Regions from separate parts of the Mus musculus genome. Here all the other regions are linked to region 1. Evidence: chromatin loops called from intact Hi-C (ENCODE). Cell type or tissue: heart. All regions are shown on one strand. Each heading gives the region's core, and the rest is flanking DNA. Links, peaks and the distances in the headings are about the cores only.

Region 1 (6,296 bases), core at 722-5,721:
GACCCACTTGGTCAGAGTGTAGCAGAACAGAGTTCAGGTTTAGAGACTAGACTGTAGCTGAGAGAGGAAGGATTCCCAGCTCCACCGTCGGCTGGGGCCTGGTGGGCCTCCATATCTCTGTCTGTAAAATGGGGAACTAGTTCATGCCTGGCTTCCTCATGGTCCCCGGGAGACACATTTAAAGTCTTTATTATGGCAAGCGGATGTAGCCTGGTTTTTCCAAAGCATCCTTTTCGCCTCTTCGATCTGCCTTTGGCCCATCCCTCTTCAGGTTCCTGGACTCTTTAGGAATAATTAATCTAGGAAGCCCTGGCCACCTCAGCCCCGCTGAGACGAAACGAGGAGACACTGGGCCAGAAAGGGAAGGAGGGGCCCTGCTGAAGGAAGCCAGGGGGTGGGAACGGGACACTTTAAGCTGGGAGATTCCTCTCCGTGATTTGGCTGCTGGCCCGGGAGAAGCTGAGCGCAGCTTCTCCTCTGGCCTAGGGTGGGGTGGCCTTGCCCATGACCTTGGCTGTAAGCCTCTGCTGCCCCTCCCCAGCCCCCTCTCTAGATCCTTGGCTGAGCTTCCTGGCCTCCATACTCCTGGCCCAGGGACAGATGGGCTCCAGCTTGTGGCTCTGCTCCAGCTGTGTTCTCAGGTAACACAGGCATCTGCTCACAGCTCTAACAAATTAAGGGAAACAACACATCACTTGATTCATTTTTATCCCATCGAAAATCATCCATCACGACGTCTCAGTCGGCTCTCAGGGCCGGGAGATGAGAGTGGGGAATCTCAGCATTCCGCCCAGCTCCTGGTCCCATAGGGAATAAGGCAGGCTATAAATGGATAAAAACAGTTCCCAGCCTGAATTCCAGAGGTCCAAGGGTGTCGGGGAGAGAGGGAAAGGAAATCCAGACAGAGGAGAAAGAAAAGCGCTAGGACAAAAACCAAGGGTGGGCTGTCAGAAAAGGTCCAGGATTCAGGACACAGGCTCCAGGAGCCGAAGGGAGCAATCCAGGAGAGAATGCTTTCTTCTCCGTGTGAGGGCAGAGCTAGGCTCAAAGATCCACGAGAAGCTGCATAAAGAAGACAGTTATGGAAGCAGGTTTGTATGGAGACCCCAAGTGGATCTGGTGAGGCAGTGTGACACAGGCAGGTGACAACCTCTCTGCCGCTGCTTCTCCACCTACGTACAGTATGGGAGTGATCCGAGCCTCCCTCCAGGGCTGACAATGAGTCCTGGACCATTTTCTGCATGCATGGCTTGCTACATATACTGAATTATCTGTTGTGTGATGTAACTTATTACACAGATGCCACATAAAATAATGCATGTGGCAGTCATGTTTTCTTGTCACATTTCAGAGCACAGTCTTGGGACACCACTCTCTAGGCATAAAAGGTATGTGTGTATGTATGTATGTATGTATGTATGTATGTATGTTTCTGGGTTTGCTTGTTTTTAGTACTTACTACCTTTTTTTTTTTTTTTTTTTTTTTTTTGGTTTTTTGAGACAGGGTTTCTCTGTATAGCCCTGGCTGTCCTGGAACTCACTCTGTAGACCAGGCTGGCCTTGAACTCAGAAATCCACCTGCCTCTGCCTCCCGAGTGCTGGGATTAAAGGCGTGCCACCACGCCCGGCAGTACTTACTACCTTTTAACTTTGTGTGTGTGTGTGTGTGTGTGTGTGAGAGAGAGAGAGAGAGAGAGAGAATGGGTATGTATGTATGTATGTATGTATGTATGAATGTATGAATGTATGTATGTATGTATGTACGTATGTATGTATATGTGAACACGTGAATACCCTGGCAAGCATGTAGCTCCTGGGGATTGAACCCAGTCAGTCAGGTTTGGCAGCAAGCTCCTTTACTCTCTGAGCCATCTCACTAGCCCTATTTGCTTGCTTTGCTTTTTCACTTGTTTTGGAGACAAGGCCTCATTATGTAGCCCAGGCTTGTCCTGAACTTAAGGCGATCCTTCTGCCTTAGCCTCCCTAATGCTAAGATTACAGATGTGAGTCAGTCTACTCAGCTGGTAAAGCCTTAGCCGGGAGAAAGGATGGCATGAGTAGCAGTTACCAGATTACACTGCTGCACTATAGCTTGCCACCGGCAGGACCTGGGAGAAGGGGACGTGAGATCTCCCTGTATTCTCTCAGCTGTGCGTGAGTGAGGAACCTTCTCAAAATACAAAGCAAAACAAGTGTTCGCTTTCCTGAGGAAGAAAGCCCACAGTCGGGGCTGCCTGAGTGTGTGCAGATTGCCTCTCAGAGAACACCAGGAGCACCTAGAGACAGCGGCTTGTGAGGGTGTGGCCTTTGCTCTCACTGAATACTCTTGTAACCGGCTAGTCACATGCAACGCTGCTGCTATAAAATGTTTACTTCATTCAGAATGGTTTTAAATGCTTTCTGCCCTAGCATCCCATCCTAGCATCCCTGGCCATAGAAGAGAAAACTGAGACTCCAAGTTGATCCAGCTCAGCTGCCTGCAGACCAGAGCTTTGTGGGTGTCTCACCTCCTTCTCATACAGCAAACAAAAGGGGGAGAGCCAAAGGGCAGGGATGGCCAGCTACACAGTGTCACCTGAAAGTGTCCTTCCCAGCTACACAAGCCGATCCAGATCCTCATGTGTTCAGTGCCCTAACACAGACCGCTGGGGTCAGGAGGCCCAAGTTCTAGTCCCAAGCTTGCATAGTCTTGCTGTGTGTGTTGGGTCTGACTGTTTTCAAGCTTGCGCACCAGTCACGGGAGGCCTTGTTGAAGCAAGGTGAGGCCTATTCTTAGAGTTTCTTACCCAAGAGGCTCAAGTATCATGTTTCAGCAAGTTCCCAGAAGCTGTGGGGGACGCTGACCCAGGTACCCCCTACCTCATCTCAGCTCCTTGCTTCCAAAGCTGGCAATGAATGATTCATGATAGTTATGCCTGAAAGACGAGGCCTCCCCAGAAAGGTTTAGCATTTGAGTCCTGGTCTGGACAGTGGGGACAAAGGTGGGCAGACTATAGAAAAAGAGGCTCTTTGTAAAGGAAACATATGGCCTAGGGCAGCGGGCAGCACCCTTGGTGCAGGCAGGCAGCTTGCCAGCAGGGGGCGCCTGGGTACCTCTAACTGGGCCGGTCCTGGCATCAGGGCCTAGAGGGCAGAAGATAGAAGCAGGTGTCTTTGCTCTTAATCCCCTAACAATATTTGATGAATGAATCTAGCTGAGATTGTGTGGTCTGGGAATCAATCCCACAAGTTCCCTACTTGGTGGACAGTCAGTACAGACAGGGCCTGGTATGGAGGACGGGGACTCGAGATCAGTGTGGATACTCATCCCAACAGTTTCCCTTCTGCCCCTCTCCAAGTGCCCCCATACTCTCCTCCCATGTTACCCCATTACCTGGCTCCCACGATGAGCTGATTCCTCGAGGGATCAAGAGCAAGCTGGGAGAAATCCCGGACTCCAGGGTAGGTGAAGTTAAAGACCCACGGCTTCAGATCTGGTGGAGACAGAGAGAGACACTTCTGTTACTGTTGGCGTTGGACCCACCATGCTTCCAGCTTCAGCGTATCACACCAGAGAAGATCACCCAGCTGAGGTGGAACATGGAGCTGAAGGCCCCAGGAGACCTGGGTTTCACCTGCCCACCTCTGTGAGCAGCCAGCCTTCTGACCTCAGGGATTAGAGTATTGTATTTCTGCCTCTGGGAGAGGACTCTGTCCCGAGCAAAGGAAAACTTATGATTACCCTGGATTCCTACAGAGACGCTAAGCAGCCACCTCAGTGCGCATCCATTTGTTCTCCCCCCAGGCTCCACTAGCTGCTTTCTCCCCAGACCTCACCCCGACCTAAGCCATTGTCCTTTTTTGCCTAGACTTGAGCTGACAGCCTCCCATGCTAACTAGCCTGTCTCCTATAGCTGTGGGTTTACTTCCCACAAGGCAACAGGAGTGATAGTTCTGGAACTCATGTGTAGCTACTCCAGTCTCAGGTTTAGATCCCTTCCCAGCAACCTCCAACAAACCTCAATCCTGTGACCTTTAGGTTCTGGTCCCACTGGCCTCTCCAGCTAATCACCTGGCATTCATTATTTATTCATTTAATGAGGAGTTGAAATTTGTTCAAACTCATCACCTCAGGCATACTTATCTAAAATGTTTCACACTTCTTGTGATGGTTTACATATACTCAGCCCTGGGAGTTCCACTATTAGATGGGTTGGGGTAGGGGTGGCCTGGTTGGAGTAGGTGTGTCACTGTGGGTGTGGGCTTTAATACCCTCATTCTAGCTGCCTGAAAGTCAGTATTCTGCTAGCAGCCTTCAGATGAAGATGTAAAACTCTCAGCTCCTGTACCTTGCTTTCCTGGATGCTGCCATGCTCCTGCCTTGATGATAATGGACTGAACCACTGACCCTGTAAGCCAGCCCCAATTAAATGTTATCCTTTACAAGACTTGCCTTGGTCATGGTATCTATTCACAGCAATAAAACCCTGACTAAGACACTTCCCCAATCCATTCCATAAGGCCCACAAATCTTTGTACCCTGAGATTTACCCCCACCACTACCTCTTCCAAGATTTCCCTGATACCACCCAGCAGGGTTAAAGAGACCCTACAGGCTTCTACGACCTGACATCATTATTCCACTATGGTGCGTGTTCAGCCTGGTGGTTTGCGCTGGGTCTAGGTAAGACCTTGCTGCCTGAATCCCCAGGCCCCACCTGTATAGCCGTGTTTGAATATGTGAATGACAGCCTCAACTCCTCTCCTAGGAGGATGATCAGGCTTTCTAATAAGATTCCATGGGGCGGTGGGAGTGGGGAGGGGAGGGGCGGGGCAGAGGTCGGGTGGTCTGTGTCTACCCCTATCTTTGAGAAAGCATTTTCTAGTCAAAGCCAAAGCCTTTTATGGTGACTGGGTGGGCAAAGAACAGACCTCACGGTCTGATAATGGTCTCATTGACTTTTCCCCAGTCCCTCCACTTCTCCCTGGTTGATCCATCATAGTACCTGAACTCTTGCTTGCCAGTGCTGGTGGAGCAGGACTGGAACCAGTGAGAAGCCAGTAGACTGTCTAGGAATTTTTGTGCTTTCTACCCACTGTGAGCAACTGCCACACAAGGTTCAGATCTCTCTCTCTGTGTGTGTGTGTATGTGTGTGTGTGTGTGTGTGTGTGTGTGTGTGCGTGTGTAATCCAAGGGATATAAATCATTGCTCATTATCCCTCCACTACAGAGTAAAAGCTGCCCTTCATTTCTGCACAACAGGCAAATGCTTAATCACTCCCAGGAGAACGGGAGGTTTTGCAAGTTGGATGTTTTTCAGAAAACTGTGATATGCATGATAAAATAAATAAGTAAGTAAATAATAAATAAATAAGGAAGAAATTCTGCAGCAAAGTAAAGCAAACTCCCTAGGCCCCAGCAGGTGGCTATAGATTGGCAAGAAATGTCACAGCCTCTGGGCAGGTTTTCAGCTGACCCTGAGCCATAGGAAATCATAGTAGAGATTAAATGGAATGCGCACCTCCTCTAGGAAGACCTCCTTGATTGGAGTGCCTCCACATCCTCTCCACCCTCCCTGTTCGATTCCTGTTGTATTTTACAGTCACTCTGCATCGGGTGTATGGGCCTCCTCAGACCAGATGGTCCCTACCAGAAGCGAACAGGTGGCACTTTCACCCGCATGTGGTCAGGGGCATCTCAGGTAAAGGCAGAGGGATAGGAAGGAGTTGGTGAGACTGCACTGCTGCAGATACTGTCTGAGAACTTAGCTCAGTCTTCGTCTTGGTCTGTTCTCAGTGGGGCGAGGAGAGGAGGAAACACAGTCTGGGCTGGGATGACCCTCAGGAGGTGGAGGTGGAGGTGACTGGGGGCCTCTCTCAGTTGCTGCCCCTCTCCCCCAGCACTGAAGGATCTCACACAGTCAAGTGGAGGAGACATGGCTGGGCACAGTGCCGTGATCCTGGGGAGGCCTTGGGAAGAGAGCCAGCCTCCTCTTATTAAACAGGCAAAGGGGACCAGAGGGAAAGCTGTCTTTAAAACACCAAGCACGTTCTGAGCTCCGTGTGCAGCGAAGGCTTTGGACGGCGACTTTAGGAGAAAAATGACATTCTCCATGACGCGCCTGTGATTTTAATTATAGTCAATTCAATTACCCACTTTGTGGACTAACCACTGCCAGTGTTAACTCCAGGCTGGCTTCTCCCTGCCACCGAGAAAGGGCATGCTGTGGCAAACCCAGTAATACACAGGCCAAAGAGAGACCCAGGTGGGCCTCCTTAAAAGGAACCCATAGGAGGAAATTGAACCTTATAAAAC
Region 2 (6,296 bases), core at 670-5,669, 310 kb after region 1:
AAAGACTTTTTCTTTGGTGATCAGTCCAAGGAAAACTGGAAGGGAGACATGTTTCTTACCCCGAGCTTTGATATTTTGATGTTCTCCAGTGAGGTGCAACCCTACTTGGCAGCAGTTAAAAGTTCAACCTGTTGAACTTAGCCTGTTCTTAGAAGCATGATTAGGTAGGCTTCCTCTGCCTGTGGGGGTCTGCATAGGCCATGTGAGGACATTAATGCCCCAGTTAGAATGGAGCGTGGTTTAGGAATCTGATCTGTGTTTTAAGGTCTATATATAAATTCTGTGCCAGTTTGAGAATGCCAGTGAAATGCAGGTCGGGCCTATGGACCTTGTGTGTACTAGCCCCTGTCAACTTACTGCCCTTCCTCCATACGCAAATAGCAAGAATGGTCTGGTTGAATAACAGCATGTTCTAATCTGCATAAACAAGCTCTGCAAGGTTGGGAAGGTAATACACATGGTGGACTGGCAGATGGGGAACGAATGGAGAGGCAGCAAGGCTTCACTAAGTGCCTCTTCCTAGATGGTTCTTACTTTGAACCATGTAAAATTGCTCACCAAAACAACTGTTGGGCTAGGAGTAGAACTTTAATGCTAGAACAGTAGCCTAACAGTACGAGATCGCTCGGTTCAATCCTCAGCAATGAAAAACAGTTTCTCTAGGGTAAACAGAAGCAAAAAAAATAACATCTTTTGTTAATCCAGTTTAATAGGTAGATTCTTCAAGTACCAAAAATTCAGATACAGGTAAATCTTTTGTGTAACAATGACATGATGTTGGTCACTTTTTCTTTCCTTCAGAGTTATTCTTGTTCACAGTTTATACGGGATGAAAAGTCATTTTTTTGTCTTCACTAAAGCCTTTAGACTTGGTCTAGTCTCTTCTGGTTTCTCAGTGCATTTTGTGTTAGGAATAATCCCTTTAAATCACAAGTTAAATAGTTCTTCCTGAAGCTTTCTCTGAAGAATTTTGTACAAATATTAAGAATTATATAAGTGGAGTTATTCAGTTCTTGCTAGTGAAAGAGCTGAAAAATCAACAGCTTCCATAGTTCTATAAAACTTGATTTATAAAGTAAAGGGTTTATTTGTTGGGTGTGATAGCACATGCCTTTAGGATCTTTGTGAGTCCAAAGCAAGCCTGATATAGTGAGTTCCAGACCATTCAATACTATATAGTGATTCCCTGTTGTTAAAACAGGAAAAATAAGTAAAGAATTTATTGAAAATTATAACTTTAATCTAGTGGATGATATATTGTATATTTCCTGATTGTGAATAGTATAGTAGATAGGTACTAATTTAAAGTTTATAGTTTTATAACCTTGATTTGTAAATACTCTGAATAATAAGAATTATTATCTTCTAGTATGTTACTTTATGTTTGTGGCATGTTTAACTCTGCAGACCTACAGGAGTCAGCATTCCTGTGTATTGCCATTGTTGTTAAAGATCCCAGATAAGTGTGCTGGTGGAATGGCTCTGCTGGTAAAGGCTCTTGCTACAGGTCTAATTGCTGAGTTGGATTCCAGGACCCCTAGGATGGAAGGAGAGAACTGACTCTTGCAAGTTTTCCTCTGACCTCCATCTGTTTGCTGTGACATGTGTATGTGCATGCTTATATGTGCAACCATACGCAGACACAAAGTGTGAAGAAAATGAAAAAATAAGACTCAGCATAAGTTTGCTTATTCTAGATTAGTAACTGTTACTAAGAGTGATAGAATTTATTAAAATATGTGGCACCAAAGTTTTTCTTTGTTGTATGTGTGTATGTATTTCTCTCTTTCTTTCTTTCTTTCTTTCTTTCTTTCTTTCTGTCTGTCTGTCTGTCTGTCTGTCTGTCTGTCTATATCTATATCTATCTCTCTATATATATATTTATTTTTAAGTTGGTAAATCTGATTTCATGTTCAGAGTAATGTGTAAATTGGATTATTTGCACTTGCTTCCTAGCTTTGTTCTGAGTTTAGAGATGTTAATAAGGTTGTTGTGAGTTGACACCTCAGGAGTGTATAAGCTTTTATCACACTGTTTATAGTGCAGGGGTTCTTCTAACGATCAGTTTTGAAATGATGATAATTAGATCAAGGCGAAAGCAGAGCTACTTTTCATATGGAGTATTAGAAAATGAATCCTGTGACAATAACAGAAATGCTGCCCTGGAAGTCAGGAGACCTGTGATCTCTTTGCCAGTAACTAGCTCGTTGCAGATAGGATGCTGTGGGTCTCATATTGAAGTGTGCAGGATGGAGGCTTAGACTCCACATGCCCAAGGACTAGAGAGCACTAATGCCCTAGGGTCCTCAGACTCGAGAGTTGTTTGCAGTACTTACTACAAAGCAGAAATGAGTTAAGAAATAAAAAATACAGCTTGTGAATAAAGATTTAAGCACAGACTGCCTCTGGAAACATGCTTTGAGGTATTGTAAAATCAATTAAGAAAGATTTCAAATGGCAGTGTACTCTCAGAAAAAAAAAAAAAAAACCTGTTACATTATAGGACCAGTAATTAGGTCCTGTGATATGTTGAAAGGCTATATATTCTTTCACATATTCTGTGGTTGATGTATTTACCATGTTAGAAAGTGTTTATGACTCAACCAAAATACTAAAGAGCAGCATGCAAAAGTATAGGTTCATTTCTTTGGGGATGGAGAGTGGAGAGGTAGAGAGAAAAAGCCAGAAACACTCGGAAAGGTTAACAATCATTGTTCCTTTATATAAGAACAACATGGACTTCTTTGTATAGTGTGCGTGCGTGTGTGTGTGTGTGTGTGTGTGTGTGTGTGTGTGTGTGTGTGTGTGTACGCGTATTTGTGTTTTGAGACAGGCTTTCTCTATATAGAGCTGGCTGTCCTGGAACTCACTGTGTAGACCAGGCTGGCCTTCAACTCAGAGATCTGCCTGCCTCTGTCTCCCAAGTGCTGAGATTAAAGGCGTGCGCCACCACTGACTAGCTTGAACATAAACTTTTATAATTGGGAAAAAGGACTTAAAAAAATAAGCAGTTTAATTCAAGCCTTTGAATTAAAAACGTAGAAACTGTTGAACTGCCTGCTTCTGGGGCAGAACTGGCCTGAGCATCCTAGGGGGATTAATAGTTTCTGTTCCAAGATCTCACTAGCATAAGCCACTCTGCCTTGTGGCCTGTTCTGTACTCAATCAACTGCACTAAAGCAATTTGCTTTTCTTTCTATTGTATACCGATCCTTCCACCCACATGGGCAGAGAGAGGCACATTTGGTGGCACAGTCTTGTAATGCCAGCACTTAGGAAGCTGAGCAAGGGGATTGAGCATTTGAGGCCAGCCTGGGCTACATCATGAGATCCTGTAGGAAAAAGAAAATTATTTTTCCTAAAATAAGAGGTCTAGTGTAATGTCCCTGCATGGAAGAAAAACACTCCTCCTTCCTTGGTTTTGTGTACTGTTCGTCCACACAGTGAAGGAAGTTGAATGCCGGTACTTGCTAGGAACAAAGGACAAGTGTATGGTTCTCTATTCTCACAGGCTCTGGCTATTCTTCCTTACTGTTTTCTAGCTCAGTGACATTATAACCAGGCCTGATCTTTCTTTTGGGGATTTAGCACACTCTAGTGGACAGTAGCTTTTCAGTCACCACAGTTTTATTTATCATGCCAAGTTACTTTATTAGGCAATTCATTTATGTGCTTCCGGGGAGTAGAGCTTGTCAGATTGTATTTAAGTGGTGAGCCTCACGAGCAGGGGGAGCTTGCTCACTGCCAGGGTGGAGTGCATTTTCATGTGGCTTTACTGGAAGAAGAGGTTTTCTGTATTGTGAGGAAGCTAGCTTTTCCTCGGTGCTTCTCATCATCCCTGGGGTGACAGGCTGCTGATAGGTGAAGTTAAGACACAGAGAATGCAGGCAGTTTTCTTCAATGTCCCATTCCTCTGCCTTTTAAATTTAAATGTATCTGTATGCATGGGTGTTTTGTCTGCATGTATGTCTCTGTACCACTTGTGTGCCTGCCTGGAGAACATGAAGGTCAGGAAGGAAGCACTGGATCCCTCGCACCTGGACACATTGTCAGTCCCCATGTGGGTGCTAGGAATTGCACCTCTGTCCTCTGGAGAGGGAGTCAGTACTTTTAGCTGCTGAATCAGATCTCCAGTTACTCCTCGCTCCCTGCCTTACCATGTGTTCTATATTTCTATTTTTTATACACCACTTTGTAAAATGTTTGAGTGTGTATAAACATAAACATATCCTATCCTGGTAGATTGTTTTTGGCTTTTTTTTTTTAAGTAAGTACTGCCAATCAAAAGGTAATCTTGATTTGTTTTTTACAGAGTGATGGTGAGGATCTTAATTACATTATTGCATTTTTCCTTGGGACAGCAGCCTGCCTTTACCAGGTAGGTTTCCTCCCATTTGTAACAAACACTTCCCCATTGCTATTTGTTTCAGATGTCGGGTCTCATAATTGCCTGTGTGTTTAAAATACATAAAAATGGTGTCTGAGTTATTTGCCTCTCCTATAATTTGGTCTTCTGTTATCTTTGTAACCTACACGTCAATCTTGAGTTGTAGGCAGATGTTCACAGTGGACTTAGTCCTAACCCTTTCTCTGTGGTGGGTTATCAGGGGTGCCACGTCATGTGCCTGCGGCAGAAAGGCTACTTCTCAGTTGTCTAGTGAGAACGAGAGGATTTGTGCTCTGGAGGAAGCCATTAATAAGGAGTGACACAGCAAAGTAATATTTTAGGATTTTTAAGTAGGCATGACTTTTCAGTAGAGGCGAATAGGATGGATTGTAAACAGAAGGACTGGCAGTTAGGAAACCAGTTGGGAGATGATTCTAGCAATTCAGATGGAAAATAAAGGGAGCGTGAAGTTTGGCAATAGCAGCAAGGCCGTGAAAGAAATACTGCCACTGAGAAGGAAGGCCAGTGAATGTGTAGACGACTCGGGGTGGGGGTGGGGGCAGGTTCTGTGCCTGGCCAGTAGGGAGATCAGTCTCAGGAGAGATGGGAAGAATGGCCATGGCAGTGAGGAATACTCAGGAATAACTTTGTTAGACCATAAGGAGCAAACAGGGTCCACTGACCCAACCTTTATAAGTGGCGTGTTCCTTTGGCGTCTATGGGAAAAAGAAAGAAAAGGTAGGACTATTTAAAGCTCAGTGTGGACCTAAGACTACCCAAAATTTAGTAGGACGCCGGGGGAAAATACTTTGATAGGTATTTGAGCTCTACACAAACATACATTATACATTTTAGTTTTAGTGGCTTCACTTTAAAATCTTTAAACTTTCTTAATGTTATCTTTAGAAGTCTTATTAAATTTGACAGGTTTCAAATGACACTTCATACAGGTAATGTGACGCCATGTGTTTGATAGTGGAACACAGTGTGCTTCAGTTTGCACAGTGTTCTCTTGAGGGTTTCCCACTTTAATCCTACACCCTGTCATATAAGATTATTGTCTCATTTATAAAAATGAGGACAGAAGGACTCAGTACTGTTCTGTGGCAGCATAACAGGAAAAGGGAGGAGCCGAGGCTACTGTTGCAGAGTTAGAGCACAGGTTCACTCCCCTATAGCATGCCACCTCTGTGCCCAACCAAGTCACTAATCCTGCTTCTTTTTCTTTTTAAATTGTTTGTTCGTGATCGAGTGCTGCAGCACCATTTCTTTATCAGACTGCTTTCTTCCACGGAATTGCTTTTGCACCTCTATATGAACTCAGTTGGTGTATTTTGTGAGACTTTCTGGGTTCTGAATTACGTTAGTTTGGTCTATTATCCTTCTACCACAATCATATGGTCTTTATTACCCTAGCTATATACCACCTTAAATTCAGTTTTCCTAATAGTTACAGAATGATTCACATTTTCTATTTCAGCAGATGAAATTATGGTAGTTTGGGGGTTTTGTGGAAGTGGTCTATTTTATCTAATTTATATGTATAGAGTTGGTAGTCATATCTCTATTCCTTTGGTGTCTGCAATGTTTATGATAGTGTTTCTTTTCTGATGTTGGTAATTTATATTGTCACAGTTGGTCCTGTCAGTTTCTATGTCACTGTTTGAACCAGCTGTTCAGTCCATCAGGGTTTTTGTTTTGTTTTGGGGTTTTTGGGGTTTTTTTTTTTGTTTTTTTTTGTCCCTCTTCTGTTTTTCTGTTTTCAATTTTATTGATTTCTGCTCTTGTTAGAAGTTAGAAGTTGACCTTTCTAGGTTTCATTTCAGTTCTGGTTTTGTCTCACATGTTTTAAAGCTATGTGGTTTTAGTTCATGCAAATTTAGGATTGCTCTGTTGTCTTGGCAGTTTT
Region 3 (6,296 bases), core at 391-5,390, 210 kb after region 1:
ACGATCTACCTGCCTCTGCTGGGATTAAAGGTGTCGCTACCACATCCGACTGCTGTAGATATTCACTGGGGGGGTTGTTAGTTTGAGCCCAGATATAAGAAGCCAGATATCACGGAACTGGTGCCTGGCTGATGACTTCCTAGTGCTAGAATCTACCGCCAGTACCTTCTTGTTACAGAATGTAGGGATCACGACCTGTGTCCCAAGTCAGGTCCTACCGCCCGTCCTCAGGAAGCAGTGAAAGAACCAAATTAAAAGTGGAAAGCAGACCGATGTGGTGGTGCACACCTTTAATCCCAGCACTCAGCAGGTAGAGGCGGGCCAGCCTGGACTACAGAGCAAATTCCAGGATGCCAGAGCAACATAGTAAGACACTATCTCAAAAACAAAAACAAAAGTAAATAAGTGGAAAGCAGAAAGGGAGATTTTTTTTTTCAACCTGGCCGCATTGGGAAGAGCGACAAAGGGATTTAGTAAACACCCCCGCTCCCCCCCCCCCGCCCCCCGCCAGTCTATCTTTGGGGTTCTGATGTGAGATGAATGTTTGAATAGAAGACCAAGGATACCTGAAAGCAGTCCTGACCAAACTTGGTCCTGCCAACTATTGACCCATCTTCCTCTGGGTTTCAGTGTGTACTGTAGAACTGGATGAAATCTGTTTCAGGGAGCCCGGTTCCTGCTCCAACAAGCGCCCTTTCCTTTTCCCTGGCATGAGATTCCAGAGGAATTCTTAAGTCTCTGGCCTCCCTTGTTCACAGTCTGATAGTCAGATTGAGAGATTCAACTATAGCTCTTTAGCCAGGCCAGTTACAATCTGACATCGAGTAAGCAAAGCAACCAAAGGCTTTGCCGCGCTCGCTCGCTCTCTGGAGACCAGCGAGACTGAGGCTTTTAGGGCAGCTCAGTCCACAGAGCCAGCATAGTCTTCATAGACTCTGAACCAGCTTTTGCTTCTCTGTGAGCCCGAGTCGCTCTTCTCTGATTAATTCTCCAGCCCTGCCTGCTGGAGCACTGCAGTGTTCCCTGCTGTCGGCACTTACAGGCAGGGAACAACGCTTGTCTATTCACATTTGTCATCCAAAGGGTTTTTTTTTTTTTCAAAGCTGCAGTTGAGGTGCTTTGGCAAAGGTACCGGGCAGTAAAGCAGCAGGGCTCTCATGGCACCAGCCATCTCGTCCTGGCGGGGAAGTTGGTACCTGGGGGCCTTCCCTCCACTTAGCACTAGGGGCTATAGACACTGATGTGTGGTTCTCTGTGAAGCAAACAGGCTCCTGAAAGATCAGGTAACTGCCAGGGTTTGGCAGCCAGTGAGTTGATGCGGGCTCGGAGAACATCTGTTCTCCGCCTCTAGAAGAATTAGTAAGGCAGTGCAGATTCTGCTGGGGTGTATACCACCAACCTGGTCTCCCTCTGGCTCAGTGCTCACCTCCCACCCCACCCCCATTCATACCTTCTGCTTGCTCAACCAGAGAGCTCTTTCCTGTCCTTTAGCCTCACTTCTTTCTTCCTCCTGTGTCCTACCAGTGGGTGGCTCAGAGCAGGACATCCAGCTTCCACAGTGCTTACTGGGCACCGTAGCTGTTTGCTCTTGCCAACTTGCTGGAAGTTTGCTCTACCTTGAAGATGCTAGCAAACACTCCCGGGGAAAAAAAAGATTCCCTGAGCTGTCTCAGAAAGCTATAGCAAACAACAGCCATGTGGCCATGCGCAATGGGTATCAGCTAAGTACCTTTCTGCTTGGGGAGGAGGCAGAGATGGGCAGGGCAGTCCCTCTCCATCCATCTCTGGATCCAGTTTCCAGTGTATAAAAGATCTTGGTGTGGGAGCTATGTGTCCAGGGGGCTGGATTTGATTGATAAGGGCTGTTCAGACCCCAGGGCTTGCTCTGAGCTCTGCCTGTTTCTTTGGTCTTCCAGTCCACTGCCACCACAGCCCCAGGTCCCCGAGACTCCCTGGGCAGATGAGGGCGGCTCCGTTTATCACCTGACCGATGAAGACTTTGACCAGTTTGTGAAGGAGCACTCCTCTGTCCTCGTCATGTTCCACGCCCCATGTGAGTGGAACGCTGCTGCCCCTACCACCCCCTTCCCCAGAGTAGGACACTGCCTTGGGACTTGTTAGATAGGCAATGCAGTGGGAGCTGACATGGTGTCTCTCCTCAGCTCATGCCCCTGGCCTGTATCTCCATCAGAACGGCACAAACATCCTGATCAGGGACTGGAGAGATAGCTCAGAGGTTAAGAGCACTGGCGGTTCCTCCAGAGGTCCTGAGTTCAATTCCCAGCAACCACATGGTGGCTCACAATCATCTATAATGACATCTAGTGCCCTTTTCTGGCCTGCAGGTGTACATGCAGGCTGAATGCTATATATATAATCACAAGTGTCCCTTGGCAGAACTCAGAGAAGCTCCATCCCCAATAAGCTTGAGTGTCCTCCCTGAAGCCAGCAAGGGCTGAGGAGTCAGACCGGGTATGTCCCAAGATAACTGGCCCTCCATTTACCTAGGGTGGGTCCAAGGTGCAGAGAGGGTCTGCCCTTGCCTGGTAGCTGAGCAGGCAGTGAGGCTGATATCTAGAGTGCCCCCTGCTGGTCCATATGCCCAGACTGAGATGATCATAGAGAATTCCAGTCTCCGGTGTGCTCAAGAGTGGCTAGAAGGCACGCAGCCTCCAGTCTTTCTGAGCCTGTGCCCTCTCTGTGTTGTGGAGAACAGAAGGTTGAATACGTGGCTTCAAGAGATGGGGGCTGCTCCTGAGAGGGAGAACAAAGGATGTCAGCCCTGTGTGGAGTTTCCTGGGTCTTCTGAGAAGGGCTGGCCACACCCAATAGGAGATAAGCTAAGTAGCCTGGGACTAGGTATTCCACATTCCATGTGAGATGCTCTGCCCTCGTAACCTTCTGCTCCCAGTTTGGGCCCAGTGATTATGTGTGAAAAAGCTTATAGAGAAGAGAAAAAACAAAAACAAAACCAAACCAAGAATTCCGTGCTTCACAGATGAGTGCCGGAATTGCAGTGTCGCAGTGTGAGAGGGGAGAAGATATAGAACTATAGAGACACCCCAGGAGGAGGAGGAGGATGTGTGATTAGTTAATCCTGTGGGCGTAAGGTGTTCATGCTAACAGAGTGGCTTCCGGATGGGTCATCTTTTATCTTACCAGCGAAGTGTAACCAAATGAGTGTGATTAGCATGGCCTTGCAGATAAGATCTTCACAGATTGCCCACTGCTTGTGAATCCTGTGCTGCTTCCATTTTTATTGGCCATTGAATGAGGATGGGAGGGACAACAAGGTCTAGCCTGACCCCTTGAGGGACTGTTACTATGAATTCCCCTAACATTTTATGTTTTTCTTAAAATTACCAAATTCAGCCAGATGGTGCTGGTGCACACCTTTAATCCTAGCCCTTGGGAGACAGAGGCAGGCAGATCTCTGTGAGCTAACGGGTAGCCTGGTCTACAAAGTGAGTTCCAGGACAGCCAGACCTACACAGAGAAACCCTGTCTCAAAAAGAAATCCCAAAACAAAACAAAACAAAAGCAAAACAGAACAAAACAAAACAAACAAAAGCCAGATTTTTGAGAATCCCGAAGAAAGAGTTTCCTGTGGTTTGTTTCTGGTTCTAGAAAACCGACAAAAAGCTCAAAAACATTTCTTTTCCCCAAGACTCTTTAGGCTTGAGGTCTTGTTTGGCCCTACTGCTTAAGGAGCAAAGCAAGATGGCATACATCTGTAATCCCAGCCCCTGGTAGAGTTTGAAGCCAGCCTAGGCTACAGAGTGAGACCTTATGGGGTGGGGATTGGGGGGTCTTAGTTAAGGGTATCCCTAAGGTTAGTGATACCTTAGAGACACTCACTGCCTGGACATCAGGCCGCACTGCCTCCATCCCCACCCACGCCTAAGCTAACATACACTTCCCTGGCCTGTCTCAGAGTTGTGGATGGAAGAGCAACTTCAGCGTGTTCTCCTTCATGGGTCTGTTTTTATGGCCAGTCAAGGATGCCCACTCACGCCCCGTCTGTGTGTGCATCAGTGGTCCTTACCCCTGCTTTCCTGCAGAGGGAGGGAGGGAGGGAGGGGTTCATGCAGCAGCACTTCCTGCTGAGCTGCCTGCTAATGTCCCCCCTTAGACAGACGCTGCTGATGGCTCTGCGTTAAATAGTGTATATGTAGACCATCTTCCCTCGCTGGGATCTGTGCCTTTCAGCCTAGGAAGGGCTGAGACCTCACAGTGTAAAGGAGAGTCAGAGCTCAGGGTGGGCTCCACGGGGAGTACTCTCAGTTGTCTGGCTTTGGACTTTGAGCCAGGGTGTTCCCAAAACCCCACCAAAAGGCTGAAGGCCTACAGAGCGATCCTGGGTTTCTCTCATAAAGAGATGGCGAATCCTGAAAGTCAAGAGGGTTTCAGGTGTCAGTGCTAGGCCGTGTAGAGAGTGGCAGGAAAGCAGACCCTCTCAAAGACATAGGCAAACAGAATTGGATTCTGTCACCACAGCAAACCATAGAGTCTGCTGAGCTCGGTTGGTTGGCTGTGCTGGGCTTAGTTCCTGGGCAGGGTTACGGGATCAGAGTGAGCACGCCTTTCTCTTAGGGAGATGTTCAGTGAGTGAGTGCTCTTCTGACTGTAAAGGGGAGAATGGAAAAGGATGGGCCCACCTGGGGGAAGTGGCCTCATGCATGCCCTGTGGCTGGGCCTGTCTGGAGAGTGTATACTTGGTTGTACTCAACATCTAAACACCAAGCTATGAGCATCAAGACAGACTTTCAGAATTGCAAAGTGACAGACTTTCAGAATTGCAAAGTTCATTGTTGCTTAAGAACAGCCAGCTGAAAGAGCTGACTTTTTAAATTTTATTTTTTTTAAATATTTATTTATTATTATATGTAAGTACACTGTAGCTGTCGTCAGACACCCCAGAAGAGGGAGTCAGATCTCATTACGGATGGTTGTGAGCCACCATGTGGTTGCTGGGATTTGAACTCAGGACCTTCGGAAGAGCAGTCAGTGCTCTTAACCGCTGAGCCATCTCACCAGCCCAAGAGCTGACTTTTTAAAAACAGCACAGTAGACTGAAGGGGTGAAAGCTTACATGAAAATAATAAACAAACTTGTTTCGGATGACTCTTAGCAGTTTTATAGGTAACCAATCCAGGGACATATGGGGAAGAATGTCGAGCTTAGTCCCAGCCTACTCCCTGTGAAACATACAGTCTTTCCTCGCAGTGTTACTTCCGTACGTGTGCTAAGAGCTGGGACAATGGTTAGTTCTGTCCTGGGCTCCTTTTGAGTGGCTAGGGAGAGAAGGCCTTCTGCTTTCCTCCCGACTCCCCTATGCCTACCCAAGCAGAAGAGCCAGGCAGCCCTTGACTGCCGTGGCGTGTCCTGTGTTTGGTGCCTGTAGCTTTCTTCCATGCCTGTATACATGCCCGTAGACCATGCTTCTGAGCTATTGGAGGGACAGGCATACGGGCCCTGGTTGTTGTGTATTGTCAGTCCTCTGTAGTCGGACTAACCTTGAAACCTGTTGGCTCCCAGCTTCCTCACCTTCTTTCTGCCTTAGCTTGCCCAGTGGCTTCATGTTTTTTTTTTCCTCCCTCCCTCCCTCCCTCCCTCCCTTCCTTCCTTTCTTTCTCCCTCCCTCCCTCCCTCCCTCCCTCCCTCCCTCCCTCCCTCCCTCCCAGCGAGCCATACAGACACTCCAGAGCAGGAGTGCTTGGGTAGTCATTGAATGACTAGCACCTACCAAGACCCTCTACATGGGCTAGCCGTAGTCACCTGGTTTAGAGCCAGGTTTGTCCCTGGGCCTTACTCTGCAGGAGCTGCACTGGATCTCCTGGGGAGGGCAATGCAAATGTAAGCAAAGGGCTGAAAGAGGTGTAGGCTTATGTGTTGGCAGAACCTGGCTTTGCAGCCCTTGAGCGTCTAATCCTCCTTTGCCTCGGTCACACACACACACACACACACACACACACACACACACACACACACACACCACCGTGAAGGGCGTAGCATGAATGCTGCATCATGGAAGTCTAGCTCTAGGCCTCAGCGGACAAAACAGGGTCTGTAGAAGTCATGCCCACAAGTACTGGCTATTGCCACACTCCAGTGCCATCTGTTGGTTTCTGCCACATCTGAACAAGAAATCAGAAGGCTGTCACTTGCTTTCTCTCCCTGTTGTTTCCCCCTCCCTCCCTTCCTCTCTCCCTCCCTTCCTTCCTTTCTTTTTTTCCCCTTTCCTCTCTACTTTTTCCTAAGGCAGGGTCTCTAGCCCAAGCTGGCCTCAGACTTCC
Region 4 (6,296 bases), core at 900-5,899, 520 kb after region 1:
AGAATAGGACATGGGAACAGTGCAAGGCTTCTTGAATGTAGGAAGCAGAGGTGCTGGGGACAGAAGCGGGCACAGGGCACAGGTGGGTCCTGGCTGTGTTCAGGGGTCTCTTCTTCACCTTATCAGCAACAGTCACAAGGACGTATTTGTATTTTCAAAAAGCTCTGTGGGCAATGGTGGTGGTGGGGAGCAGGAGAGCTCAGAGGCCTCTATTGTCTTCTCATTGAGAGGGAGTGGTCCAGACAGCATCGATGTTGGCTTAGACAGGGAGGAGTCAGTGAGGAAGCAGATAGACTCAGTGGATCCCCAGGAGGTAATATCAACAGGATTTAACAACGGAGTAAAGTAAGGATGGGTGAGGACCCAGAAGAGAGGAGATGGCTCTAGGGCTTGCCTTGTGTGGTTGTCTGATGGAGGCCATTCAGAGGGGAGAAGGGGAACAGAGGGGGGCTGTAGGGGATGATGGTTTGTGCCAGGTAAGGGAAGGAGAGGAGTTTCAGTTTGGAAGGGTGAATAGACGGTTATGGATTCCCTGTGGAGGTTAGAGAGGCATACAGATGGAGCTCAAAGTCTGAGATCTGTTCCCCATCTTAGTACCTGCTCCAGCGGCCTCCAGGACCTGAGTGGTCAGTGGCAGGCTGAGTGGCAGGCTTTATACAGACAGCACTGGGCTGAGAACTTGCTCCTTCCCTTAGCATCAGATCCAACACGGGAAGTCTTCCCTGGGTGTCAGCAAGGCCTCATGGGGAATGTCCACTCCCGACGCCTTGCCTTTTGAAGACTAAATGGTGTCTTTCAGTTTTAAGTTGTTGGCAATTGATTAAAAAAAAAAAAAAAAATGGCAAGTGTCCAGTAGAACCTTTCCCCAGGCTAGATCTGCTCTGGCCCTGCTGGCCAGAGTTCTTGGGTTAGAATGAGACTCGAAGCTGAGTCAGAACCTCCAAGATCAAGAGTCCTACAATGTTCTTCAAAATTCTCCATAAGAGGGCCAGGGAGATGGCTTCTCAGGTAAAGGCACTGGCTGCTGCCAATCAGGACAGCCTGAGTTCAATTCCCAGAACCCACACGGGGCAAGGAGAGAAAGGATTACCCCAGTCCTCCTGACTTCCACAAGCATGCTGTGGACACACCCACTGTCGAACTCCACATGGCCCTACAAATACAACCACGGACAGGAGTGAGCAAAACATGGGCTGCAGGTGTAAGCAGGAGCAGGGTGGACTCATGCATTCTTCTTGAGGCATACCCTGGTGTGTGAGAAAGTGAGTTAGGAAGGAGACGGAAGACAATGGCCTAGAAAACAGGAGAAAAACAGCACAGGCTAAAGCACACAGAACAGTGCCACAAGATGGCTGCCGACGGGAGGGAGGATGCTGGTTCCCAGGGAGATGCCTACGCATCAGCCCCTCCCCAAGGAAGAGGGATGCTGATCATGATGCAGAGTCTCATGGTTCTGATGGAGCTACATTCACTATGGGAGCAAGCGGAGCTGATGAGCCTTAAGAGGTCGGTGCATAGGGATGTAATCTCTGGGGCCTCTTCCAGGCTTAAGTGGAGAGAGGAGTGGGGCTTGCTCTCTCTAGCTCTCCTTGGAAACTGCCTTGTCCTTCCTGACCTAGCCCTCCACCTGCAAAGGCCAGGCTGGTGCCTGGCACGGGGGCACAGGCGCTCCACCTGTCTTCCCCTCACAGTACTGGTGCTGGAGGGGAGAGTGATGGGATTTAAAGTGAGTCTGGAAGGTCTCATAATTTCCTTTAGTCTATGTGACCACTTCTCATTGGCTTAAGAAGGAATGTTTTGAGGCTTTTTTTTTTCTCAAATCCTAGAGGAACTCCACCCTGGAAAGATTAGTCACAACACTTTCTGGTTTACTCTCCATAAATTCTTTGGGAAACACACTGAGGAGAAACCAAGAGTTCTGGGCTAGCATCGGCCATTGTTGAACCTCACCATCTATTCCAAAACCTATCATGGTTTCTAGAGTCAAGACTGTTGGGTGTCCAGCCCTAAGACAAGGACTAAATAAAGAGTGTGCCCTGTGTCCCATAACCCGAAGACCACTAGTAATCTTGAGAGAACCCCATCTGTGGCACAGCATGACAGGAGACGAAGAGAGAAGCAGGGGACAAGGAGAGCAAGGGAGGCCAGAGCTCAGAGGAAGCACCAAGAGACTTGGACTGTCTGAAGCACAAGAGACGGATGAGCCCTGGGTAGAGGCTGACAGGATCGAAAGCATGTTCCCAAATCAGCTTTAGAATTTTGGTAGCAAAAACTGGAGGGTTTGCTTCTGACAGCCTCCCCTACCCCCACCGCCCCGAGGCAGGGACTCATTCTCTAATTCAGGTTATCCTCATCAAAGAAATCCACTGCTTCAGCTGGGATTACGGGTGTGAGCAGCAGCATGCCCAGCCTAGGTGGCATCAGAGATAACATCCGGAGGATTTGAGGAGGATGGCGTTTAGGCACACTCATGCTGTGCATACTGAGAATACTTGAGAGAATACTTGAGAATACTGAGGTGCAGGGGACTGAACTCGGCTTGGGGCTGCCGATCCCTACCCGTCTCTGCAACAGATTCACGTGTGACCGTGACGCCTTTTACACCCACTGGAAAACAGCAACCGACACACTCCATCTGGGGCTGAGCACACGTGCGTCAGTAATCTAAGGATCCACTTATTTATTTCACGAGGGGGGTTTTTCTAAAGCATCGGGAACCACGTAGAAACCAAAGTAGTAGCTTCCTGGATCTCAGGCTGAGCCCCACTCTCGTCATCCCCAAGAAGGGGTGGGGAAAGCAGCCTTCTACAGTGATGTTTTTCAAGGTGTGTTCAGGAAGCCTTGGTGTGTGTTTGTGTGTGTGAACAGGTTTGGAAAGTCTGGCACAGCGCCCCCTCTTGGAGACTCAAAATACATTCATAGAGTGAAAGGGAACAGAAAACTTTCCTTTTTTGTCTCCGTGTTTTAAACCAGACGCCACCCCCCACCCCTATATCCACCCACTCCTGCCACTCAGGGCTGTTGTGGATGACAGGCACAGTGTGGTTGAGGGAGCCTCCGGTGACCTGCTTGGTACCTTCAGTATGGTAGCCATTTAAACAGCTCTCTCTGGAGACAGATCTACAGTCTGTTAAAGAGAATAATTCATGGCAGAGACAGAGTATTTGGAATCTGTGAGAAAATCCACAGTCCAAGAGTCGAGTTAACTTAAGTGCACAGTGTACCCAACAAGCTGCAGACAGCACTCTCGGGTCCAGACACCGCCTTATAAGGTGGCCTGACATTTTCTCATGGCCCAGACTGCCCTCCAAAAATATCCAGAGACAGCAAGAGTGGGAAAGGCTCTCCTGGGGCATTTGAAATAATCACATGCAGGCTCTGCTGCTGAGCAGTGCAAACACCTGCTTGCAGCCCTTCTTCCCCCATCAAAGCTCTGGGTGGCACAGTCCTTGACAGGAGGGCACTGGGGGGTGGGGGGGGAGAACACACGACCCTCAAAGCGTGCGCCCAAGCTGCTTTCTCTCTGTACGCCTCCAGAATGGGCTCCAAACCTGTCTTTGCTTTATATGGACAATAGATGCGTGACTAATTTTCATCTGTGTGCCTTTCTGCCCCTTCCTATCCTTGCTTGGGCTGAGGCTGGTTCCTGAAGCCCATATTGCTTTGGAGGTGCTGCCCCCTAGTGGGGATGACTGGCCAGCACAACATGGAGGCGGGAATGGCGTTACAGACTGTTCAACCAGGCTGCAACTCTGCAGGACATCTGGATTCCATCCACCCACTGCCATACAGATGTGAAGGTCCTGCTGTGGAAAGGAGTTTGTGCTCTAGAATTAGGGAGCATCAGGGGCTTCAACACAAAACCTCTCATTGATTTAGGTTTGTGACCCAATGGGAGTCACCAAGCAAATTTACCTTTTGTGGGAAAAATTAATTTTGGTATGGAGATTTTTTTTCCATGTAACACCATGGGTGTCACACTAAATAGGAAAAAAAAAAAAAAGGAATAGCCCCTCATATTTTTCAAAGAAAGTGTTGGTTAAAAAAAAAAAACACACACAAAAGAACTTCACGAGTCTCCCCTAGTCTGGCTCTTAGATGCGAGGAGAGGAATGTTAATAGGTATGGCTATTTTTGGTAATAGTTACTTATAACAGTTTCTTCACTACCAAATGGCTTGACAATGAGCCAGGCTATTTGTAAGGCTGGGATTAAAAAGAAAAAAACCAATATGATGAATTGCAATGCTAGTTTTTACTCTTGTTAAAGGAACAGAACCCAGCAGCCTTTTTGGAACACTGTGAACAGGCAGGCGGCTTCCTAATTACAGGCAATTCTTCTACGACAAGGCTCATACACATACAATTGCCACAAAGTAGACAATGGTGATCAGAAAGACCCAGCTCCCACCACCATGCTAGAACTGTAAAGGCTGTGCACAGGCAGCCTTGACCACTGGCTTTGCCACTTGCTGCTCGGAGTCGGTTTTCCTAAGTGAGAACAAAGGGTCTTGTGTAGTCAAACGGCCTGATGAGCCTGTTCATGGAGACCTCTCTAAGAAACTGGGATCCAGAGTGGGAGGGTCAGCAGGGACCCTGCTGGGGACATTCTAACCCAGGTCCCTCCAGCACTTATGTTTGAGTTTGACATTGTGAAAACCTCCCAGGAATGTTCTGGAATTGGAGTCATTTTTAGGTGAGGTACATGTAGTTTTTATGAAAGACAGACACTACTGGGAGACACTCATCTGCCAGGTTGGGGCTCAGCGAAACGTTAGAAGGCTGAAAAGGAAATGCTCCTCAGAAACTGCCCAGAGCAAACAAAACCAAACCCTCATTGTGGGACCGAGGGTCTTGACTTCTTCTGACTGATGTTTTAGATCCCTGGTTCCTAGGGGGGAGGGGTTGCTCATGTTGTGAGCATGTCGGCATGTTGGCAGACTGCCTCGGTGTGTGTGACGTCGAACTGGCTGAGAGAAACCACTTAATAAAGCCTATTTCTCCTTTAAGTACAGAACCAGTAATATCAGCAACAGGCTTGAAAATCATCAAAGGACAAGCGGAGTCCATAATGGAATGGGAGTTTCCACATTCTTGCAACATGGCTCCAGATCAGACCCAGGCAGAGCACACACCAATTTATTTTGGAATGCAACATGTATCAGTGTTTTATGAGTATAACTTACTACATTAATATCAGATAAAAACAGCTTTCAAGTGCATGCGTAGAAAGTTAAGCATAGTTTTTGAGCTCCTTATTCCTAAATATACAAAAAATACATTTAAATTATATAATTTTAGTGAATCAAAGACTTATAAAATTACAATTTTGGTTTTCACAACATAGAAAAAATACAAAATGACTATATATATGGTTGTATAATTTTTTTACCCAAATTTCAAAGGAGCAGTGTGTAGTGACTTTGATGTTTTATAATGGTTTATCTGAAACTCAGAACTGAGTATGGTTTTCAGGTTGGACCTCAGCAACACCAGGCTTTTAATAGAAATGTAAAGCCAACACAAGTGAAAAGCAAGGCACGGTTGCCTCCTGTCTTTCTGGCCGGGCACCATCCACACTGTCCTCTTGCTCAGTTTGCTTTAGACTTTCCTGTCTGGGAGGACAGTGCTTTACTCCATGACTAACTCCGTGGGGCCTTTATGATGGTGGTCCCAGCCTCAGCATGACGCAGATTAGCCATACAAGTCTACAGAGGGCCCCTGTGCACCTCAAAGACTCTGTCCCTTTGGCAGAGGGCCCCTGGGGGAGATCTGACCTGCAGTCAGGTGGTTGCTGCGAGGGTGATGGCTGACTCTAGTTCTGACAAAAGAGCCACTGAAAAAAAGAACCTTCCGTGCTCACACCTCATTAGATGTCACACCTGAGGAGGCTGGATGTTCTCAGTTTGTAAAAGAACATGATTACCTCAACAGAGAAATCAAATCATGTTAGGGATGAAAAAGACCTAACAGCCAGCTCCCGAGAGGGGACAGAAGGACACCCTGCTGTCTGCTGCATCTTAGAGCACATGTCAAGCAGGCACTGGATTGAGACCCTGTCTGTGAGGGAAACTGGTGACTGTGTTCTCCTCAGTGCAGCTCAGTCTGATGCGATCCAGATGTAGCAGTGAGGAAGGCAGGCCCAGGGGTCTCTCGGGCTGCATGATCTGCTTCAGGCCACCTTCTGTGGGCATTCCAACGCAATGGTAACAATCTCAGCTACAGTAAAAAGGCGGACGAAACCCAAGCTAATTCTGTTTCACAGAAGCAATACAGTTTGGAGGAATAAAAAGGGAG
Region 5 (6,296 bases), core at 902-5,901, 570 kb after region 1:
TCCACCCAGCTCTAAGCGCTCATGGACTGTCCATCACAGTGGACTCTGTAACAAGTCCTCAGTTCACTTAGCTTCTATCATGTATCCATCCCAAAGAGACCTTTCCAGATAAAACACAGACTATACAGGGTGAGACGTGTAGCCCAAGCATGACTTCAGAGAGAAAGGGAAAACCTAAAGTGGCCACACTGTTGCTCACACGAGCACCACTGGAAGCCATCATTTACTAAGGATGCTCTATGCCTCAAGCCCAACTCCAGCAAAAGAAGGGGAAAACACAGGTCAAAACAAGTCTAAAGTGATATTAAAATATGCGCACCAAGTCTTTGATACTCCTCTTCTTCAGATGTAGAATTTAATTCTCCCCTTGACTGTGGTGTGCACTTAGTAACATGCTTTAACAAAGAAAAAACCAGAGACAGCAGCACATGATTTTATAGTCTACATCACAGAGGCCACTGCGGCTCCCACCCTAGAAGGAAGCAGATTATCATGTCTTAGAGATATTCCAGGAATGTGTCCTGTCTTGAGAGGTCAGGCAATAAAAGAACCCTCTTACTATCAGACACCCCCATCCCAGTCCAGGACCTGAGACACTGACTGAAATGACAGGACACTAAGCTACAACGACCCAGCCAAGCTGCTTATGAAGTCCTGAGCCCCAACACCGCAAGCACATGTTTTAAGCAATGATTTGAGGGGAGGGGGTGATCAACTTTTAACACACAACAGAAAACCACTGCTAAATAAAAGAAGTACTATAGATGCTTTCATCAGAAGCCTATTTGTAATCACAAGTCATTTAGATAAGTTGTCAATTGTGTAATTAATGACTTCATGTGTCAGCTCACTCTCTGGAAGCAATAACCATTTTGATCAATTCAGAAAGAACAACAAATCCCTTATGCCCCTTCAAAAGCATAATGAACTGAACTAATTAATTTTTGAAATTCTACTCTATCAAAAATTAAACAAGGGCTGCAGGGTATAGCTCAATGGTAGACCATGTAGTCAGCATGCATAAAGGCCTTGGATTCAATCTGTAACAGGAAAAACAAGCAAAGCAAAAGAAAACACCAGGGATATATACAAAACTGAATGATTATTTGTGCCCTAAAATTTCACATACCGCTTTTTCCTTTTCCTTTAAGTCAATACATAAGCAATGTAGTCTATCTCCAAAGATCTATAAGAATAAGCTATCTACTTGATTCCCGACAGTCTATTCAAGGTGCTAATCTACCATTATTTATAGACCTTTGGCTCCTCTGAGTAGCTGTCATTAATAGAACAACTTAGGATTTCAAAACACATTATTCAACTCAACTGCCCCCCCAATAACTAAAATATTAGTCATATTTCTCAAACCTACAACTATATAAGAACTAAAGACATACCTCGACTCCAGAAGGCTGTGAAGAACTGGCATAAAAAACATCAAGACTACTACTCTACCTGAATGGCATTCCTTTCAAGCTCCGAGTCCTAATCACTGAGGAATCTTCTATTAGCTTTCAGGTTTCTGCGGTGTGTGTGTGGGGGGTGGGGGTGGGGCTCCCAGTCACACCAGAGGTCTTCAAAGTATCTCAGAGGTGTCACCTGGGAACTCCTACATGCTCCATGGATAGACTGGTCTATCTCTTGGGTTCAGAAGGAAAAGGGGCCAGTGCCTTGTTTCTAAACCAAAGGACCCTATACTTGACACTCTCGGCCTTTGAGCCTGGCTTTTGAGTTTGGCTCCTGCTTTGAGCTTAAGCTCTCTAAAGAACAGGTCATGACCAAACTGGTACCTGGGAAGTGAGACTGGAGAAAGTCTAAGGGCAGGGGATACAGACCAGACACATGATGAAGCAAGCAGACAAGAAGAAACAGAAAATAATGAGCAAGATTGAAGAAAATAGATGGAGAAAGAAAGGCAAGGCAAGACAAAAAAAAAAAAAAAAAAAAAAAAAGAATGTAGAGAGCTTTTTTTTTTAAAAAAGCAGACATGAGCTCAAACAGGTTCTTAAAAGTTGTTACTGTGTGTGTACACGCATTCTCACCTGACAGGAAGGACAGAGGCTGACCACATGGAGCTGCTTCTCTCCTACTACCATCTGAGGGTCAGTCTCAGACCATCAGACTTGTATAGCCAGAGTCTCTCACCAATTCCTCAGAAAAGGATTAAAAAAAAAAGGATAAAATTATGGACAGAAAAAAGAAACAAAGTTCTCTGAAGGAAAGAGGCAGAGAGAAAAGCAGATGGCAGAAAAGGCAAAGGCTGGCCTAAGCTTCTGACTGGGAACTAGGCAGAAATGGGTAGGGCCACATAGATCCAGAGAACAGGAGTAAGAACAGGCCAGCGTGAAGCATGAGGAGGGTCTGTGCAAGTTGGATTGTAGTGTCTGAAGAATGAGCAAGGGCAGAACCAAGGTGTGACTCAGAAGTAATTAAGTGGGAGCCACTGATGCAGAGAAATGGTGAGGGCACAGTGGGAGGTCCCTAAGAGGACAGTGATTGAGGACCAAAGCCCACGCAGCAACAACCCTTGAGAAACACAGGGAGAAAGATCTCAGGATAGGAGCAGGTGCTGAGACAGACTGAAGGGTCACAAGTGTGAATGGCCATACCTCAGGCGAGACCTCAGTGCTGTCCTTGGAGGGTCTGATATCCATTCTTTATAGTGGAAATCTCCCAAGCAGCTCTGGGCCTTCTCCTTTGTGCCCACTGCATTTCACTGAGAAAAGGTCTGTCACATTTTGTTTCCCACCTGTCTCCTGGACATAGGAGTGAGCTGGGCCTTGCTTTTCAGCACCTTCGATTGACGGCCAGCACAAACTCTAGATACTTATGGGTTTGCTGGAGGACAAATGCAGAATGGGAACTAGGAAAAGCCTACAAATGACATTACTCTTGACCTCTGCCTAGGAATTATCAACAGAGACAAAGTTACAACTACAGGTACAGTTATAATATACAATGTGCAAAACACTGGTTCTAATCCTCAGCATCACAAAACAAAAAACAAAATACCAAGAAAACCCACCTACATAGTCAACAAATACATCACTGGCAAAGACAAACAAACAAACAAAACAAACCAACCAATCCAAGTCGCAACATATCTATACAACTGAGTACCATTCTAAATGTACAAAGATCAACAATAACAAATTCAAAACCATACAAACCCAAAACCCTTAGCACAACTAACAGATATGGGTTAGTATTTGTTTTTATTCGTTAGTATCATTCTTTTTTGTTGTTGGTTTGTTTTTGTTTTTGACACAGGGTTTCTCTGTGTAGCCCTGGCTGTCCTGGAACTCACTCTGTAGACCAGGCTGGCACTGAATTCACGGAGATCAGCTGGTCTCTGCCTCCTGAGTGCTGGGATTAGAGGATGACAACCCCATGGCCAGCTGGCTCCAATCATTCTTAAGGTGAAAAACAAGAGACTTCTATTTCAGCACAACTACCTTGAGCTCCTACTGCAAATCTTTGTAGAAAGAGAATTCAGAAAAATTACTCAAAAGAGGGAGGAGCAGTACAGGGGGCCAGAATCAGATTCAAATCACTTATGAAGGAGACAATACGCTCTTTGTAGAAAACACCTCTTAACTGCAGAACCAGTCACAGGGTCTGTTTGAGCCCACAGGAGTAGCAATCTGAAATTTGAAAGGACCCTACTACTGGTAAGGGATGGGTAAAAAGAAAGCAAGAGGTGCCCTCTAGCGACTGGTAGTGGAGAAGGGGCTGCAAGTGCAGGATCCTGTACACTAAAGAGAAAACTAATCAGGACTTACCACTCATCCCTGCCAACCTCAAGTGAGGCTCCACTCACCCACACCTCAAAGCCTATTCACAAATCAATCAAAAATGGGTTACAAACAAAACAGGCAGTGACATGAAGTAGGAAGGGGACACATGGGGGTATCCTGGTGGAGTGAATATGATCAAAATATAAGATATACATGTATAAACTTGTCTAAGAATAAATAAAAGATATTTTTAAAAACTGACATCAAAAGAAAAAACAAAAACAAACGGTATTTGTCCTATCAGTAACTATGAATGGGTTCAATTTATTTATCAAGACTTACAAAAGACAACTCAACCGTGTATCAATATAAACGTGACTCAAGGTCTACTGTGTCTACACTGCACACAGCCAGAAGAGGTGAGCAGCATGTTGTTCCCTGGGATCCACTGTCAGGCTGCCTGCCTCCTGTGGGAGTCCTGCTGGTATCAGGAACATCCAGTCAACACCAGAGGACAACCAGATGGGAAAGGAGAGTGTAAGAACACAGTAAGAGCCAGGGCAATGTGGCACCATCAGAACCCAGGTGCCTTGCTACAGCAACCCCTAAATATCCTAACACAGCTGAAGCATAAGATGATGACCTTAGAGCCAACCTTAGAGGCCCTTACAGAGAAAATGAATAAATTCCTTAAAGAAATACAGGAAAATGCAATCAGTCAAGTGAAGTAAGTAAATAAAACTGTTTAAGAACAGAAAATGGGAGTAGAAGCAATAAATAAAACACAAACTGAGGGGATCTTGGAGATGGAAAACCTAGGAAAGAGAACAGGAACAACAGATGCAAGCATTTGGCATAAAAACAGACATGTTGATCAATGGAGTAGAATCCAAGACCCAGAAATAAACCCACACTCCTAAAGATACTTGATCTTTGACAAAGAAGTCAAAATAATACAATGGAAAAATGAAAACATCTTCAACAAATGGTGATGGTCAAACTGGATGTCTGCATGTAGAAGAATGGAAATAGATTCATATTTATCACCCTGCAAAAAAACTCAAGTCCAAGTAGATCAAAGACTTCAACATAAAACCAGACACAATAGATCTCACAGAAAGTGGGAAACTGCCTTGAACACTTTGGCACAGGAGGAGACAACTTCCTGAACGTTAACACCAAGAGGCACTAAGGTCAACAATTAATAAATGGGACCTTATGAAACTGAAAAGCTTCTGTAAGGCAAAGGACACCATGAAAAGCAAATAATGGCAGCCTACAGAATGGGAAAAGATCTTCACCAACCCTACATCTGTTAGACCAAAATATATAAAGAACTCAAGAAATTAGACACCAACAAACAAAATAATCCAATTTTAAAATGAGGTAGAGAGCTAAACAGGTGAGGATTTGGAGCAAGGGAAAAACTTCCTCATTGCTGGTGGGAGTGCAAACTTGTACAACCACTTTGACAATCAATTTGGCGGTTTCTCAGAAACCTGGAAATAGTTCTACCCAAGACTCAGCTATACCACTCCTGGGCAAAAACCCAAAAGATGCCCCACCATACCACAAGGACACTTGCTCAATCAACTATGTTCATAGTAGCTTTATCTGGAATAGCCAGAAACTAGAAACAGCTTATATGTCCCTCAACCAAAGAATGGATAAAGATAATGTGGTTCACTTACACAATGAACTACTACTTAGCTATTAAAAAACGAAGACATCATGAAATTTGCAGGCAAATGAATAGCACTAGAAAATATCATCTTGAGTGAGGTAACCCAGATCCAGACAAGTATTGTTATGTACTCACTTATAAGTGGACAGTAGCCATAAAGTACAGGATACTCATGCTACAATCCACAGACCCATAGAAACTAAGTAACAAGGAGGACCCAAAGGAGGATGCTTGAATCTCACTCAGAAGGGAAATAAAATAGACATTGGAAGTGGATGGGGGAGGAAAATGGGTGGGAGAGGGGGGTAAGAAGGGAAACAGGGATGGAGATCAGGTGTGGGGTGGAGGTAGGGCTCAAGAAAGGGCTATGAAAGAGAACAGAAATTGATGGGAAGGCATCTCTGAAATGAGCTTGAGACCAGGCACAGGGAAGGCTCCCGAGAGTTTATGGGGGTGATCCTAGCTGAGAGATATGGAGAATGAAGTGGCCACCTCCTGTAGCCAGATGGGACTCCCAGTGGTATGAGGGGAACACCAAACCATTCACAAAACCTCAATCCAAAATTTATCCTGCCTACAAGATGCACAGGGATAAAAATGGAGCAAAGATTAAGGGAATGGCCAACTAATGTCTGATCCAACTTGAGACCCATCTCAAGGGCAAGAACCAATTCCTGACACTACTACTAATACTCTGTTATGATCCCAGACAGGAACCTAGTATAACTGTCTCCCGAGAGGCTCCATCCAGCAGGTGATGGAAACGGATGTAGAGACTCACAGCCAAACTTCAGGCAGAGCTTGGGGAGCCTTGTGGAAGAGTGCAGGATAGAACTGAAGGAGTCAAAGGAGTCAAGGACACCACAAGACCTACA

The links. Hi-C counts contacts between places; a loop is a spot of excess contacts. Peaks named below come from ENCODE experiments on the same cell type or tissue, not always from the same donor. Only the 100,000 strongest peaks of a DNase experiment are listed, where the experiment ranks them.
Region 2: it touches region 1 in a loop (11-fold over the local background); 22 of 42 quality-filtered maps call a loop at or near these places.
Region 3: it touches region 1 in a loop (5-fold over the local background); 14 of 42 quality-filtered maps call a loop at or near these places.
Region 4: a loop joins it to region 1, with 3 times the contacts of the local background. A loop is called at or near these places in 8 of 42 quality-filtered maps.
Region 5: it touches region 1 in a loop (16-fold over the local background); 3 of 42 quality-filtered maps call a loop at or near these places.

What each region holds. Positions count from the first base shown.
Region 1 is chr16:35,625,187-35,631,482 of GRCm38, reverse strand. Sema5b (sema domain, seven thrombospondin repeats (type 1 and type 1-like), transmembrane domain (TM) and short cytoplasmic domain, (semaphorin) 5B) reads right to left here. Exons shown (of 22, transcript NM_013661.2): 3 at 3,374-3,473. Among named protein-coding and RNA genes, the nearest start is that of Sema5b, 87 kb to the right of the region's middle. In heart, for the core only: no CTCF peak of the experiment used is centred there; a DNase peak (open chromatin) is centred at 3,072; H3K27me3 peaks cover 759 bases.
Region 2 is chr16:35,316,886-35,323,181 of GRCm38, reverse strand. It overlaps Sec22a (SEC22 homolog A, vesicle trafficking protein), which reads left to right. Exons shown (of 7, transcript NM_133704.4): 6 at 4,313-4,378. Among named protein-coding and RNA genes, the nearest start is that of Sec22a, 44 kb to the left of the region's middle. In heart, for the core only: a CTCF peak has its summit at 3,599; no DNase peak of the experiment used is centred there.
Region 3 is chr16:35,418,623-35,424,918 of GRCm38, reverse strand. It overlaps Pdia5 (protein disulfide isomerase associated 5), which reads left to right. Exons shown (of 17, transcript NM_028295.1): 11 at 1,917-2,053. Among named protein-coding and RNA genes, the nearest start is that of Gm25079, 40 kb to the right of the region's middle. In heart, for the core only: a CTCF peak has its summit at 2,594 (motif pointing left); no DNase peak of the experiment used is centred there.
Region 4 is chr16:35,108,000-35,114,295 of GRCm38, reverse strand. Hacd2 (3-hydroxyacyl-CoA dehydratase 2) reads right to left here. Exons shown (of 7, transcript NM_023587.2): 7 at 5,121-6,296. Among named protein-coding and RNA genes, the nearest start is that of Adcy5, 44 kb to the left of the region's middle. In heart, for the core only: a CTCF peak has its summit at 2,897 (motif pointing left); a DNase peak (open chromatin) is centred at 3,695; H3K4me3 peaks cover 828 bases; H3K27ac peaks cover 2,701 bases.
Region 5 is chr16:35,058,654-35,064,949 of GRCm38, reverse strand. All of the region lies in intron 3 of Hacd2 (3-hydroxyacyl-CoA dehydratase 2), which reads right to left. Among named protein-coding and RNA genes, the nearest start is that of Hacd2, 39 kb to the right of the region's middle. In heart, for the core only: a CTCF peak has its summit at 3,715; no DNase peak of the experiment used is centred there.